Linked DNA regions of Mus musculus: region 2 is linked to region 1. A link is a loop called in an ENCODE intact Hi-C map of the cell type or tissue named here. Cell type or tissue: heart. All regions are shown on one strand.

The links. Peaks named below come from ENCODE experiments on the same cell type or tissue, not always from the same donor. Only the 100,000 strongest peaks of a DNase experiment are listed, where the experiment ranks them.
Region 2: it touches region 1 in a loop (6-fold over the local background); 2 of 42 quality-filtered maps call a loop at or near these places.

The regions. Positions count from the first base shown.
Region 1 is chr19:60,306,730-60,314,729 of GRCm38, reverse strand. Gm41882 (a long non-coding RNA gene) reads left to right here. Exons shown (of 3, transcript XR_877977.1): 2 at 2,838-2,945; 3 at 3,680-3,883. Among named protein-coding and RNA genes, the nearest start is that of Gm41882, 15 kb to the left of the region's middle. In heart, a CTCF peak has its summit at 3,916 (motif pointing right); no DNase peak of the experiment used is centred here.
Region 2 is chr19:59,236,049-59,244,048 of GRCm38, reverse strand. Kcnk18 (potassium channel, subfamily K, member 18) reads right to left here. Exons shown (of 3, transcript NM_207261.3): 3 at 6,679-8,000. Among named protein-coding and RNA genes, the nearest start is that of Kcnk18, 20 kb to the right of the region's middle. In heart, no CTCF peak of the experiment used is centred here; DNase peaks (open chromatin) are centred at 1,875 and 4,418; H3K27me3 peaks cover 2,637 bases.

The DNA.
Region 1 (8,000 bases):
CTTGGGAGAGGGGACTGCAGTCTCACTAAGGAGATAGATGGCTCTGGGCCCATGAATAGCAACTTTCATTGTGGATCTTTCCTGGGTGAATACAGGGGCAATTTATCTACGTTTAAGAATTAGTTGTATCAAACAGTAATTCCACTAATCTCTACCATCACATTACCCAACGTAATGTATTCAAGCAGATGAAAATACCTTGCTATTTCCAGGCAAGCAATGGCTGTCTGGCTGCAATGACCCTTGAAAGAGTACTCAATGTAATCCAAAGATTAATACTCAAGAGAAGTCTAATGTTTTACAACAGACATGAAGCTACTTCCATGATTGGCCTTACTGGTGAGATTACAGACTCTGATTGTTCAGGTTTTGACTTCCGTGTGTGCTTGTGTGGGTGTATATATGCTTTCGGGTACATGTGGGGAAGGCAAGAAGACAGCCTCAGGTGTCATTCCCCAAATACCATCTACTTTGTTCACTGAGACAGAATATCTCCCCCACTCCTGACCTGGAACTCACCAAGTAGACCAGACTGACTAGTGAGCCCCAGGGACCCACACAGTCTAGAAGTATGTGCCACCACACGTGACTTTTAAAATATTGGTTCTGGGAGGTCACATTTGGGTTCTCATGCTCAATGGATAAATGACTGAACAACTGAGCAATGTCCTGTGACCCAAGGTAGTGACTTTTAAAGATGGAGAATGGCTATTAAAAATCATTTTAAGTAGTATTTTCTTATTGTACTATGTTCACTACAAAGATAATAATCCTGGACCATTTTCTGTGGGCTCCTAAGGTACATAGGTGTTTTATTTTCAATGTGATTAATACGTTTATGTCTATATTATATCCATAGATTTATATATTTATATATTTATATCTATAGATATGAATACATTCCTTACAAATACACATATGCATATATTATATGTATTGTATAAGGTAAGTATTTTATTCTGGTTCTTATTAAAACCTCTTCTGGAGAAGTTAAACAGGAAACATACTAAAATAAGTGATGTACTGACCTAATAAGAACTTACGTTTTTCTCCTAATTATATTACATTAAATTAAAGCTGCCAAGGAATCTTTTGGCCCTAGGTTTGTCATCAAGAGTTAGCAGGTTAATGGGGTTTCTAACTACAAGAATCTTCAGCTCTGTGAATTTTTTCTAGAAGAATTCTTTAACTACCTTTTCATTACATTCAAGTAAACTTTTCTTGTCTATGTACCCCAATTATCAAGTTAGTCATGTTGTTTTTTTCATGTATGAGTGGCATGTATGTCTGTGTAACACATGTGTGACTGGTGCCCACCGAAGTCAACAGAAGGCATTGAATCCCCTGGAACTGGAGTTACAGATGATTTTGAGCTGGGAACCCAACCCAACCTCTGCCAGAGCAGACAGTGCTCTTAACATCGGTCTATCTCTCCATCTCCAGAACCACATTTTCCATTATCTGTGTGCTACATCATTACTGTGATACTTGCATAACGTAGCCACACACACACACGTATGTGTGTGTGTGTGTGTGTGTGTGTGTGTGTGTGTACATGCACACACAGAGATATCTCTATATGCACATGTATAGACATATGCAAAGTACTGGGAAAACATCTGGATTTCAATCCATAATTTAGATTCTTAAACAATACTATTCTCATATGTATCTCATTTTTACTAGGCTATGTGTTTATAACTTTGACCTAAAAATGATTACTGAGAAGGCAGTGAGAAAAATTCACAAGAGTAGAATGTCTATTACTAAAAATAGAGGTTTCACACACACATTAATGAAAAAAAAAAACAGGCTATCATTGCGAACTTTTCTGTGACCCAAAAATGTTAACCTCAAGTTGTTTCCTTCCATGGAAATTCATTAAAGAAAAACACAATCCAATATGCTACAGATTCTAATAATTTATCTTGAAGTTTTATAAAGATACAATGTATCTTGGTCTAATAGGCCCTGTGCAATTATTTTCTACATATCACTTTAGCTATTTGGGAGATTTAATAGGAGGGAAGATTCATTATATACTGTGCACACTGTGCATATCTGTATTTTATACCTACAGAGACTCCACTTCTTAGCAGAGAAAAATATCTCCTAGAAGAGCTACAATATCCCCAGTCACTCTTGAGTGGCCCTTAAGGGTGTTTGAGTTAGCACCTCCACATGACTGCCTTCCACTTTCATTCTGAGAACCCTTCAAGAATATTCTGCACCCACGGTGCCATGGAGTTTTTGAGCACTGGAAATGTAATTTTTTTTCATACAAATGAAGCCCAAGCACAAGGCCTTAGTGCTTCACTCTGGTGGTACTGTTGAGTAGATGTTCTAAATCCCCTGTTGGTTTTCGGTGGGCAAATATGTCTTTTCCAGTTAATGGTGGTTTTCTTTTTAAATTCTTACATGGTGTGTGTGTGTGTGTGTGTGTGTGTGTGTGTGTGTGTGTGTGTGTGTGTGTGGTATGTGTGTATGGTGTGTGGTGTGTGGTGTGGTGTGTGTGTGTGTGTGTGTGTGTGTGTGTGTGTATGAGTGTGTGCATAGAAGCTAGAATATATATTGATAGCCCAAAGCTGGAATTGCAGACAGTTGTGAGCTTCTTGTGATGTGGGTGCTGGGAACTGATCTTAAATGCTGAGCCAGCTCTGCAACCCTGGGCCATGTTTGCTTTATTACATCTTTATTCTCTCTGCTTATTCTAGGGTCCATAGGCACTGAGTAGGCACATTTTAAATGTTTATTAAGTGCCTGAATGGACAAGTGAATGGTTCTTTAATGTGTGTCTAATGGGCTGAAGCCATTTATCTACTAACCTTCCCTTACAGTCCTGCAAGAAGAAATCAACAACTCCTGCCAAGCCAGCTATTTCCTTGGGAGTCATCAGATAAAGTGTGTGATCGATTGCATGCTTCAGACTTTTGCTGCCAGAGGAGGTAAAGAAGGTATTTCTCTAAGTAATCTCCCACTGAAAGTTATATTTCTTTCCTTGGAAATGTGCCCATTCTTAATTTAGAAGCTGGAGATTTCATCCCATTGGAGTAAATGTTAAAACTCTGGGTGAAACAAAACAAAACAGAAAGATCTGTTCTCCTTTCTACCATGCCATACTGTGAGCATTAATTTTGGATCATTCCTATAATACTCCCCACCATTTGTGAATATTTTCAATGTGCAAAGCACTCACTCATGTGTGTTAATGGGTTAAATCCTTGCAACTGTGGAGGCAAACACTGTTGTAGCTGCAAGGGAGAAACACAGACATAAAGAAGTTATTTAACTTGTTTAAGCTATTGCCCAGTCAATTGCTGCCAGAGAAGGCTTTGCACTCAGGCAGTATGGCTCTGTGGTCTTACTGAGAATAATATTTTAGTGCTGTCTGGATGTTTCGAGAAGCAACTTCTTTGGGTAGTATAGTTTTTTCCCTGTTGCCAGGTCAATTGCACCAAGGCAAGGGTCTATAACAGCAGTTTAGTGTCTGAAATGGAAGCGTTAAAATATTTTTGTGAGTTTCACTCAAATTATTTCCAATTTGTTTTCAAAGTAATTATGCCTGAAGATGAGGCAGAAAAAAAATAAGCTGGTGTTGGACCAGTATACGCAGACAAGAAAAGTGCATTTATTAAGTCGTTGGGGAAAAATATTTTTGTTTTTTGTTTGTTTTTTTCAGGTTCTGGAGCTCAGTGTGTAGCTGGACTGACATCAAAACCACAACAAAAACTTCTTGCCTCTCAAGTACGAAGATTGAATGTATGATCATAACATAACATAACAAAGCAAAATAAAACAAAACCTCAAAACCTCAAACATCAGAATTTTTCTGATTGTTAATTTAATGTCTGTTATTTGAAAATCTGTGGATATTTGGAAACCTTGTGGCTCTGTTTGAACTGCTTGGTAAGAATTCCTCCCTCTGTCCAGCAGAGGGCAGGCGAGGTAACAAAATCTAGCTGGGTTAAGCTTGCACTGCCTAGGTAAGAGGCAGCTATGAGCTCTTCAAAACCACAGGCTGAAGATGCTGGATTGCAGGCCCAGGAAAGAATAATAAAAATTCCTCTTTGCACTAGAAGAAAAGTAGGCAAGAAAGAGTTCTTGACAGAAGGACTCGACGCTTCTCTGTCAAAGTTTGGATCTTGAGTGTATGAGGGAACTTGGGGCTGAAGTGTTAAATGTGAAATGGGAACTGTTTCTTCCCTGGAGTTTTGGCAAAGACCATTTTCATTTAAAAAAATGAACAGGGATGAGCAGAAAGCAGGGGAGAGGATCAAACCAGTAAGAAATCAGTGTTTCAATGGGAGGGACCCAGGGGGAAGTTGAAACTCTTCAGCAATAATCTGAAGTTATTTTGAAAGAAATTTTATTTTTAATTTGTTTTGTCATTATTTTCACCCTGGTAGTAGTAAGATCAAGTTAGTTACTGAATCTCATCCTTCTCTGTGATTTTTTTTTTTTTTTTTGGATCTGTGACCAACGTTCAAATGTCTGTTTTTACATTGTCACTATCTATGCTTTTGCTCTGTGGTACTCTAGTGTCGGGTCTCTGAATTCATGACGTGTTTTCACAGAAAGACTTCTTCCAAACCATTGATCCTGTGCTGTGGTTATGCGGTGTTGTTATGTGCGAACTCTTTTGAACTTGAAGTTATTTTGAAAACATGTGGTGTGAGTGCTATAACGCAAGACAAAACTTGAATTTTAAGCTGTTCTGACACTCTCTCAAGGCTGCTTCGTGAAAGCCATGACTACACAGACAGACTGGCTGTTGGACAGCTTAGTTCTGTGGCATCCACTCTCCCTCCAGAATGTTCCTCAGAAGGTATTGTGGATAACACTGAGCACAAGTCTTCAGAATGTGGTAGTGAGACCACAGAACAATTTCATATATTTTATTTGCAGTTGAACAATGTAGCCTGGGTTCCTCATTTGGACAATGACATGTTGACCCTAACAATAACAAATGGATAAAAGCTGCTCTAGGCTGGAACTAACTTCAGAGCAGTAATAATAGCCAGGTTATCAGCACTGTATGGTTGTACCAGAATTACCAGAAGCTTTCTCAGCACCGGTGGGTGAAAGACCTACTCTTAAAACAGACAGACTATTGGATGGGTCACAGGGCCCCCAATGGAGGAGCTAGAGAAATTACCCAAGGAGCTAAAGGGAACTGCAACCCTATAGGTGGAACAACAATATGAACTAACCAGTACCCCAGAGCTCTTGTCTCTAGCTGCATATGTATCAAAAGATGGCCTAGTGGGCCATCACTGCAAAGAGAGGCCCATTGGACTTGCAAACTTTATATGCCCCAGTACAGGGGAACGCCAGGGCCAAAAAGGGGGAGTGGGTGGGTAGGGGACTGGGGGTGGGTGGGTATGGGGGACCTTTGGGATAGCATTGAATATGTAAACGAGGAAAATACCTAATTAAAAAAAAACAGACAGAATGGAATCTCATATTTGACAATTAAAATTCCCCAATCCTCTGATAGTCTGGCTTCCTGTTTCCTCACCAAGACAGGTGAGTTCCTCATCTAGAACTTGCTATCATGAGCTCTCACCAGAAAGGATCCAGCCAAGTTCCAATCTATCCTTCAAAGGCACAATTCTGTTCTGTGCAGAAAAATAGAAGTAGCAGCTAGAAACTTCAATCAGTGCTTTTGGACCCCAAAACTATGACAGTGCCACACCGGTGTCATTAAAGCTAACTAACCATATTAAACGAATATTAAAATATGGGCTCCTTTGCATACCATAATGAGCCAAGCTGCTTTTAAGTTTCTCCCCGTGCTTTGAGGTGAGGTGACATTTACATTCCCAAACTTTGAAGTCGGAACAAAATGCACAGGTAGAGGGTACTAGATCAAATAGTAATCAACTTCAAAAAGCATGTTGGCTGTTGGATGTCCCTGGGCTAATTTCCTCTAGACATTTTAAATGTAAATGTCTAAACTCATTTAAAAATGGTAAATTGGTCTAGGTTCAATCAAAAAGCATCCTGACGCAGAACGGGGAGACCAGGCTAATTGTCATTTGTTTGTCAAATGAATTCCATTTGGAAAGCAATGAAACCTCCAAGCCAATTCTTTTAAGGTGAGCTGGTAGTTGTATTATCAGTTAAATGCAGTAAAAATGCATAATCATAGGATGATAATGGGAGCTGAACTAGTGTTAGCACTGGCTGCCACAGGGCATGGAGCGATGCAACCTAAGTGCTGTAATGCTGCCTTGCCCACAATGGTACCAAGTCTGGTCTTTAGCCTTACAGACACTTTCTTTGCATTAAAAAAAAAAACTTTATCAAAGCACCATGGCAATATAGAAAATGTCAAAGTGAAATGCACTGTAGGCAAATTGAGATTTCATTAAGTTTAAATTTATTGCTTTTGACTGATGTATTACCATGCTTGTTAAGAGCTAGTAATTTGGAATATCTGTCTGCTTGGTAAAATAGCTTTGTCTCCTTGCATATTATTTCGTTTAGACTTTGAAAGGCCACAGTCATTCCAAGTCAGGGCTTAGAACTGTTTTTCAGTAGTGTTTTGAAAATGGTGCTTGTGCCCTGGTAGAGATCCACATATGTCCTGAAAGTCATGTAAATTTATAGGAAATTGGTGGGGGAAACTCTAATTTGTGGAATTTTTGTTGAGTCTTGATGTGTTAAGGTATGTGCAAAGGTGGAGCTGTGCAGCCGTCTCTACTGTTCTCTTCTCCATATGGATGGTTGGGATAGAGGGATGATGGGTAGTGAGTGAGGATGAAGGATATGCCATATCCAGTTACCAGAAAAATGGAACTCTATGTAGAAAAATAGACCCTCAACTGGGATATTTTACAAGCAAGGAAAGGGAGAGCTAAAGGTCCCATGATTTTGTCAGAATTACACAACAGCCCATAATTCCTTTGGTCACTTGGGTCTCTGCGTTAATGTTAGTTGTTCTAGGAAGCCTTCCTTCCTTGCTACTGGGGCTGGTTACTAACACAGAAGCTGCAAAACTTTTAATAAAAGACTGTGGTGGTTTGAATGATTGTCCCTCATAGTCTTGGCACTTGGACACTTGGTTCTGATTGTTGGTGCTGTTTGAATGGATCTAGGAAGTGTAGTCATGCTGAAGGAAATCTGCCACTTGGGGTGGGCTTTGATGCTTCAAGGGCTCACATTGCTCCTAGTCTTCATTCTCTGACTCATGTCTGCACTTTAAGATGTGAGTGAGCTCTCCTCAGCTTGCTGTTCTGGTGGCTGTCCTTCCTGCTGCCATGCTTCCTCACTGTGACGGCAATAGACTTTTATCCTTCTGGATGCCCAAATAAACCCTTCCCTCTATAAGTTATAAGTTGCCTTGGTCATGGTGCTTTATCACAGCAACAGAGGAGTAACTATTTACACAAAGTAGGCCTAGAGGTAAAACTGGTATTATGTATACATGGTAACTACAAAAGTAAACATGCATGATTACTTGATAAAATTCAGAATAGAACAGTTGAGTGACTTTTAATCTCTTCTTCAAGATAGATCTACAAATGGGAAGAAATGAATTCTTTTCAGGGCTTGAAGTTCAAATGTGAAAACCATCCTTAGTTCATGGCCATATGAAAACAGTCAGTGAGTTGAATTTGACTCCAGGCCAAGTTTACAGATCCCTAAGCTGACATGTTATGCTATTTGGTTTTCTCCACTTGACAGAAGATTTGGAATCACTTCCTGGCTCAACATTTTGATTATGTCAACCCACATTAGAAAAGAAAATTCTATGAGAACAGAGACTTATCGGTTTCCCCCTGCATCCCCAGGTCATGGGAGAGTGGGTGCCAGAGTCACCAAATAGTGGCAATCATTTGGTTGATATTCAACGAGCACAAAGAGAGTCTACATCCTATTGCCAAATGATTAGATAAGAAGACACTGTGTGGCAGTGGTGGTGTGGGGCAGGGCTGCCTTTAATCCCAGCACTCAGGAGGCAGAGGCAGACAGATCTCATAAGGTTGAGGTCAGTC
Region 2 (8,000 bases), 1.1 Mb after region 1:
GCTGTAGTAGCCACACTCACATACACACATATCATACAGTATTAACAATTTTATTTCACGTTCAGTGTTACAGAGCACTGTATTCGTCTCACTGATTTGCCTTGTTCTCCTGACAGACATTTCCATTATTTGGCCTTCACAGACAATACCACAGTGAGCAGGCCCTATGGGCCTATGACCATATTTGTGCTCCCCTCATAGATAACACCACGGTAAGCAAGCCCTGTGACCATGCCCTGTGGCCCTCTAAGCATACCTGTGCACTCTAAGGATCAGTGATCAACTGGGAATGGGTATATTGCATCAAAGAACAGGAGACCTTCCGTAGTGGATGGAGCCTATTCCAAAGGCTTGTTTCCTTGAATCCCAGAGCTGTGATTGGCAGAGCCTGTAGAGACACTGACCAGAGTATTTGCTCCTGTCCATTAAATTCACGATCAATAAATTGTCACTTCTCTTTGACCCTTGAGCTTTAGGGTTTTGTCCTCTAAAAAGGATGTGATGGCTCAAACCCTGTCCTAGATGCTGGAATGTAGCTCGGTGGCGAGAGGGTAGGCTGAGCATTCCAGATGCCCTGGTTCAATCCCCAGCACCTTCTAATACAGGGTTATTAGAAGCACACAAGCCTGTAATCTCAGCCACTCTAGAGGCAGAAGCTGGAGGGAGGGTCAGGGCTCTACAGTGTCTTCCTCAGCCTCAGCCAGCTAAGGGCCCGCCTGGGCCGCATTAGACTGTCTCAAAACAACTTAAAAAACTGTAGTTATCACAGTGTCACAATGCACAGATCCTGGGGGCCCCTGCTGGAAAGCAGTCTCCACTGCAGCCACTCATGGTTTCAGAGTCCTGACAAGCTCAGCCTTGATAGATCTGGAGCACTGTTTCTCAACCTGTGGGTCACCACCCCTTTGGGGGTGGAAAGACTCTTTCACAGGGTAGCCTAAGATCATCAGAAAGCACAGATATTTTCATTACAATTTTTTTGTTTGTTTGTTGTTGTTGTTTTTTTGTTTGTTTGTTTGTTTGGTTGGTTGGTTTTTCGAGACTGGGTTTCTCAGTATAGCCCTGGATGTCCTGGAATTCACTTTGTAGACCAGGCTGGCCTCGAACTCAGAAATCCACCTGCCTCTGCCTCCCGAGTGCTGGGATTAAAGGCATGTACCACCATGCCCGGCGTTCATTACAATTTATAACTGTAGCAAAATTACAGTAATGAAGTAGCAACAAAAGTAATTTTAAGGTTGGGGGTCACCACAATATGAGGAACTGTGTTAAAGAGTATAGCATTAGGAAGGTTGAGAAGCACTGCTCTAGAGGAACACTGGGTCTTAGGAGAATGGCTGCCCTAGCACAGGTCTGTTTTGACTGGTCTCCTCTCAAAGGTTTCCTCACCCAGGACTTCCCCAGGCATAGAGTGGGTCCTTCCAACCCCAACCCTGGCTCAGCCTTCAGACCAGGAATAGAGGTCTATCTAGTTCTTGGAGGCTTCGTGTGTCTCATGATCAGGCTCATAATTAAGACCTATCTTGTGCTGTCTAATATCTATTAATTAGCATTTACTAAGCACATACTATGTGCTAGAAGTTGTGCCAGCTTTGGAGGACACAGTGGTGAGTGGATCAGTTACTCTATGCTATATACATACAGTCATCAGAACTGGCCACTAAACAAGTTGTAATTAGAACGGAGTCTAGGGAAATCCAACATCCAAGTCCACACGAGTGGGGTTTGGGACACTAATACACACTGTGCCTTGTGCAAGACAACTAGGAAGCAGAAACCTTGAGCTTTTAGTGTTATGGAGCTGACTGGTACCATCAGACGGAGGCTACCACAAGCCAAGGTCACTGATGCCTGCCAGAAAGCCAGCAGCCAGCTGGCTTGAAGATAGCTGTCATGCTCCTCGGGTCTGTCATCAACTCCCATGGCCATCCTGAGTTATTGTAGGGAATAGTGACTGCTAGTCTCTGAAACTAGGGTGTCTGAGTGCAGAGGGGCATACACAAACACTTGGAGTGCAGGGCCTTGGTTCCTTCAAAGAGCCAGAAGAGAAAAATCTTAGAGCCATGTTCAGAATGTTGGATGAGGGCTATTTCCATTCAGACTGAATAAACTGGGTCTTCAAAGAGAGAAGGATGCTCACCTCAAATAAACAAACATTTGAAGTTCAGACCAAACACTAAGGGGAAAGTGACAGCGTGAATTCAGAGGGTCCTGCCTGCACAAAGGCTGAGAGGGGGGACTCCCCTTGCTTTCCTATAATCAACACGCATGCACACATGCATGTACACACACGTGTATGGCTCCTTTTTGCAAACCAAGTGTTACAGGATAGCTGAACATATAAAAACAGAGCAAAGTGAAACAGGGATGGGAAAGGAACCCCTTCACACACAAAACCACAAAAGTCTGCAACAGTCTTACTGATACCTTTACAATTACTGTGATGAAACAATGTTGCCAAAAGCAAGGTGCACAGGAAACAATTTATTTGTGTTACACTTCCACGTCATGATCCATCACTGAGGAATGTCAAGGTAGAAACTCACACAGGGCAGGAACCTGGAGGCAGGAACTGATGCACAGGTCAGGAGGGGTGCTGCTTACTGGCTTGCTCATCATAGCTTGCTCAGCCTGCTTCCTTATAGAATCCAGCACCAGCAGCCCAGAGATGGCACCACCCACAAAGGGCTGGGTCCTCCTACATCAGTCACTAATTAAGAACATGACCTGCAGGTTTGTCTACAGCTTGACTTATAGGGGTATTCTCTCAGTTGGGGTTCCTTCTTTTCAGATGTCTGTAGCTTGTGCCAAGTTGACGTAAAACCTGCTAGCACACCAGGGAAACTAAGACATGGGGACACAGTCCTGACTGCAAGCCCTCAGTTGCCCTAGCATCTAATCCCTGTTCAATAAATCCGTGTTGACTCAGTGACATGCTGATTACTTTGCCTAGTTCTCTATGCTTTCCTACACATACTTTTTGAAGAGACCAACCTGGGCCTAGACCTCAGAAAGGCTCCTTAATGGCCTATGATTTTTAATATGTAGTACTTAAAAGGGTTTTATTCTGTGATCTAAATTGCAAGGCTCAAAGCAAGGCAGTTAAAGGAAGATGAAAAGAAGCCATAATTTGTATCCAAGATAGAGATGTTCTTTGTTGTCCTGCACCCACATCAGCTTCCGAGTTCTCATTGACTAGAGGTGAGTATCCATCACCATGGCAACAACCAAGGTACTCAGGCTACCCTACCCTAGATATGCCTGCAGCCTGCCTGGTTGGGTGTCCGAGTCCAGAGAGTTGATGGGAGACATAGTGGTCACAGTGGGTCCAGCATTGCTCCTAAGTCATGGCGCTTATCTCAGGGGCTCTGATTCCTTAAGAGAATAGGAGTTCGGGTCACTGTCCTGAAAGGCTGTGCCGTTTGTATATACTGGGCATCCCAAGCTCACTCTTTTAGGGTTCTGTTCCAGGGCCTGAGCTGTGAACTCTGGGTACCGAGTGAGTGAAAACCACCAGACTAACCACTTTGAAATGAACAGATACCAGATGCGCTTCGAGCCAGCCGCTTGGGAGTTTCATGAGAGAAACTAGAGCCAGGACCTCACATCAGAACACACATGACCCTCCAGAAACAGAAGAGATCCAAGGGAGACAGTTTAAGCTGCTGGCATGCAGGATCTGCACTCAGACAGAGAGACAAGAGGAACGTAGGGTCCAGAGGCGTTGTTGGGGATCCTGAGGGTGGAGCTTAGCATGCGGAGCGGGAGTGAGGGAGGTAGGAGGCTGTGTATCATCCATGCCATGAGGGCAGAATGGGGTGCATTGGTTCCGGGCTAAGGCAGAGGGGAAACGACAAGCAAACAAAGCTAATGTTAGAGAGCCACATGAGTGGGGAGCAAGTGTATCGGGTGCTACAGCGCCTCGCCTTGCTTATCCGAGCTGCCCAGGCTGTGGAGGCCCTGGATAGTCCTGGTAGCCTTTACTAAATTCGGACTCATACCTTGCAATCCCCCTTTCTTTCCCACTAGGACAGTGAAGGAGTGCTGTCTGGACCAGCTGCCTCACCCACTGGGATTACTGGGGGTCATGACTTTGAAGGGTACATATCCCACAAGCCAAGAGAGGACTTCTTTTCGAGTAGTTATTACATGCTGGGTCAACTGAGAACTTAAAATCAGGACTACATGTCTTTCAAGTCTGCGTGATGTTCTGGGTGGAAGAGCGGAAAGAGGTTGAGAGAGCCTCTTTTCCTTTAGTTGACTGCAAAATTTGAGGTCAAGGCCACTCCGAGGCTGCTCTTCTCCCACCTGAAGCTTTTTCAGGCACCTGAAGCAGCCAAGAGGCAGCAAAAGGCGAATGCGCCACCTGCTGGCCCTGGAGCGCAAGGTCGACACGGTCTGGCGCGCCACCTGGTGGCCATTTGAGATCTGGCATTCTGCTCCTAGTTTGGCCCAGCCAAGGTCCGACAAGGTTCCATGGTTAGCAGACTTGATAAAGCCAGCTCTGCAGTCTCTGGGATTCCTCCGGGACTGGATCTTTCGAGTTCTCACTATCTGTTTCCTCACCCTACCTCACTGGCTGTGCCATTTGAACGCATCTCTGGACTCACCCCAACTTAATCCTTTAGTTAAACAGTGTCAGGCTGCCAGACAGCTGAGCAGAGTGATGTCACAGCTTCTGGGCTAGTGTGGCTCCCACGCCATTGGTCCCAGTACAGGGGAAGCCAGGCGAAAGACACAGCAAGGTCTCCTACACTCCAGGGCCCAGGAACTTATGGGTGAGTTGAGACTCCTCATGGCTCCGACCGAGCAGTCTGAGAGAGACCCACTGAGCTCTCTGTATGTGGCAGACAGTGCAAAGCACACTGTGGTTTTACTCAGGTGGCTCCACGTTTAGACAGGGGACAGAGAACTAGAACCTCATTATATTCTGGTGACTGGATGTTGTGGGAATACGCAGGGGGCAAGAACACACACTTCTGGTAATCTGGGCCTTTGAGGAAACTACACAGAACTGAGCAGAGAGAGCAAGTCTTCAACCAAACCACAGGAGAAGGGACATGCTCTGAGAGAGCAGCCAATGGTCTGATCACCAACCCTGGCTGCAAAATTGCACCTATCAGAGATGCTTGAAAACACCCCCTGCCCAGACCAGTGGCCCCTGAGGGTGAGTGCTAAGGACTGAATGTGTCACCCAGAGTCAGGTTTTGAAACTAACTTCCAGTGGAGGCGAGGCTGTTGGAGGAGGTCAGAAGGGCAGAACACTCAGGACGGGATCAATGCCCCTATGAAACAAGGAAGCCACATGAGATCTCTGCATGTCCATCAACCAAGAGAGGGTATCCTCCAAGAACCTTACCATTCTGTTTGTAGACTTCATGCTCCAGACCCACGAGAGATGAATGTGTGACTAGGTCATTCAGGGGGCTGCTGTAGTGTGCAGCTGAACTGTCTCCCCACAGATTTGTGTGTCAAATGCTGGACCCACAGCTGATAGCTCTGTGCAGAGGTGACTGGATCCTAAGGCTCTGATTCCATCAATTAACCCATTGATGGGTTCATAGGTGAGTGTGTTTTAGTAGGTGATAAGTCCTGGTAGGAGACGTGAGTCACTGGGGGGAGGGGTGCCCTTGAAAGGAGTATCTTGTCCCTGATTCCTCTTCTCCCTCTTTCTCCTCTTCTCCCTCTTCCTCCCCTGTTTACCTCTTTCTGTCACATTATTCTGCTTCGTCACAATCCCAAAAACATGCAACCAAGAGACCACTAACTGTACCCTCTGAAACCATGACCCCAAGCAAACCTTTCCACCTTTTTGTCTTCTTAGGTACTTGTCATGGCAAAATAAAATATAAATACATAGTCTAGACTGATAAGACAGATAGTAGGGGTCAGGGCGCAACAGAAAGTGCTTGCAGCAAGAAGTGAAGCCATTGAGGAAAGGCTTGGCGTCGTGAATTCATATTCCTGAACCTGGAGAGGCTGTTTTCTGGAATACACACATAGAAATACATTGCTGCCTGTGGGTTGCATGACACAAGGGTAGGAAGTGAGGGGCAGGAAGACACACAGGTCCACATCTTCGGAGCCATGGAAAGTTTTGTTGCTAGCAGACTGGATAAGTGAACCAGCAAGGCAATTCGTCTATCTAATTTGCATAGTGTGCATTCCTGACAGCTTCCATGTCTGTTTTTGCCCCGAGAAGAACTTGGCAGGGCTGGGGTGTAGCTCGGTAGGTAAGGTGCCTGCCTAGCACACATGAAGCTCTGGGTTTGGTCCTCAGCGTGGAGTGAGCTAGGTGTAGTGGCAGACTCCCATGGCCCCAGCACTTTAGGAGGTAGAGGCAGAAGGTTCAAAAGTTCAGGGTCATTGTTGACTACGTGCCATATCCAAAGCTGCCATGGACTAGATGAGACCTTGTCTCAGAAATAACAGACAGCCAATGAGATGTCTCAGTGTGGGCCAAATTGATGGCCACCAAGCTTGACAGTCTAAGTTTGGTCACCAAAACCCACATGCTAGAAGAAGATGACCAACTTCACAGATTATCCTCTGCTACCTGCACCCCATACACACCCTGGCACATGTGCACATGCACACAGACAGACAGACAGATGGACGGACAGACATAGATGATAGATAACCAAGAAAGAAAGGTGGGAGTTACTGAGGAGTTCACACTACCTTTCATGAAGTCACTAATGCTCTGAGGATTCACTTGGTTCAGGTTTGCTTTGTGCCAATCTGGATAAATGCCCAGTGTTTGGTGGGTATCTGTAGAACCTCTAGGCAACCTCCTCCAGCCCCATGGCGAGCCCCTTGAAGGGCGAAGCTGTCAATGAATTTGGGTTTGCAGGGCTTTGCCACACCTTACCAGTATAAACAAAGCTTGAGGAATGCCAGATGGCAAAACCAGGAGCACTGGCCTGAAGGTTCACCCTGGGGCACTTTGTCTTTGCAATGGTTCTTGCTCACACCTTGTTGATTCCAGTGCCTGAGGTAGATCTTCAAGGGTTGGAGGAATTTAGAATTTAATCCTTGCAGGGAAGAGGGAGAAGGACCCAGAAGGAGAAACTGAAGACCCTCCTGAGAAGCCGCTTTTGGCAACGGCTGGAATCTAAGACAGAATAGTGAGCCCCTAAGGGCCAGCAGCTGCTTTCAAACTACCACCTCACAGCATTCCCCCTGTGGCTCCCCTCTGCAACACCAGCCACCACTCACCCAGGAACTAACTTTGCTAATTGCAGGACTCATGTTTCTAAGCTTGCAAGCTCAGGGAGACAAGATACAGCCGTGAGGTATTTCAAATAACCTTCAAATAAAAGAAACAATAATAAAATAAAGGATGTGTGTCCTTCCCCGACCTTGCCAACCAGATCTCCGTGTCATCTGTCACTGTCCTTTTCTTGGTCCTCAAAAGCTGCTTGGAGACAGATGTGAACAGGGTATGTTCTATAGGAGGGGACCCCAGAGAGCCTGATGGGGGGAGGGGCAGGGTGGATGAGGAGGAGCAGAGACTAGGGAGACTCTGAAATGAGTATGCTAATGATCACCTGAAGCTGGCTGCGAAGAGGGGAGATGGTATACAGCATAGCCCAGAGCTGTTGCATAGGAAAGGCAAGGCATTGTCATGGATGAAGGGTGCTCCCTCCGTGACATTTCTAGCTGGTCCAGCACAGACCCACACCTCACTGTCCAAAGACAGTCCACAGAGGAAGTAAGTTGCCAAGACACAGGTGGAATATCTACTCCACATCAGCCACTCGGGGGCAGCTCTTGAGTGTCTCTACCTGGGGTGAGGGGTGACCAATCCATCTCTGATGTGACAACAGTGTTACATCGAATTCACACAAGTGGCACCATCCACGGGCTAAGCAATGAGACAGGTGCTCTACTAGAATCCAGCCATGAAGACTTCTCCCAGGTAACAACTCTGCTTGGTGACGTCAGCAGCCCGGGGTAGGGCAGGTGTCAAGTGCATCCATGCAGTCATTCAGGGAAAC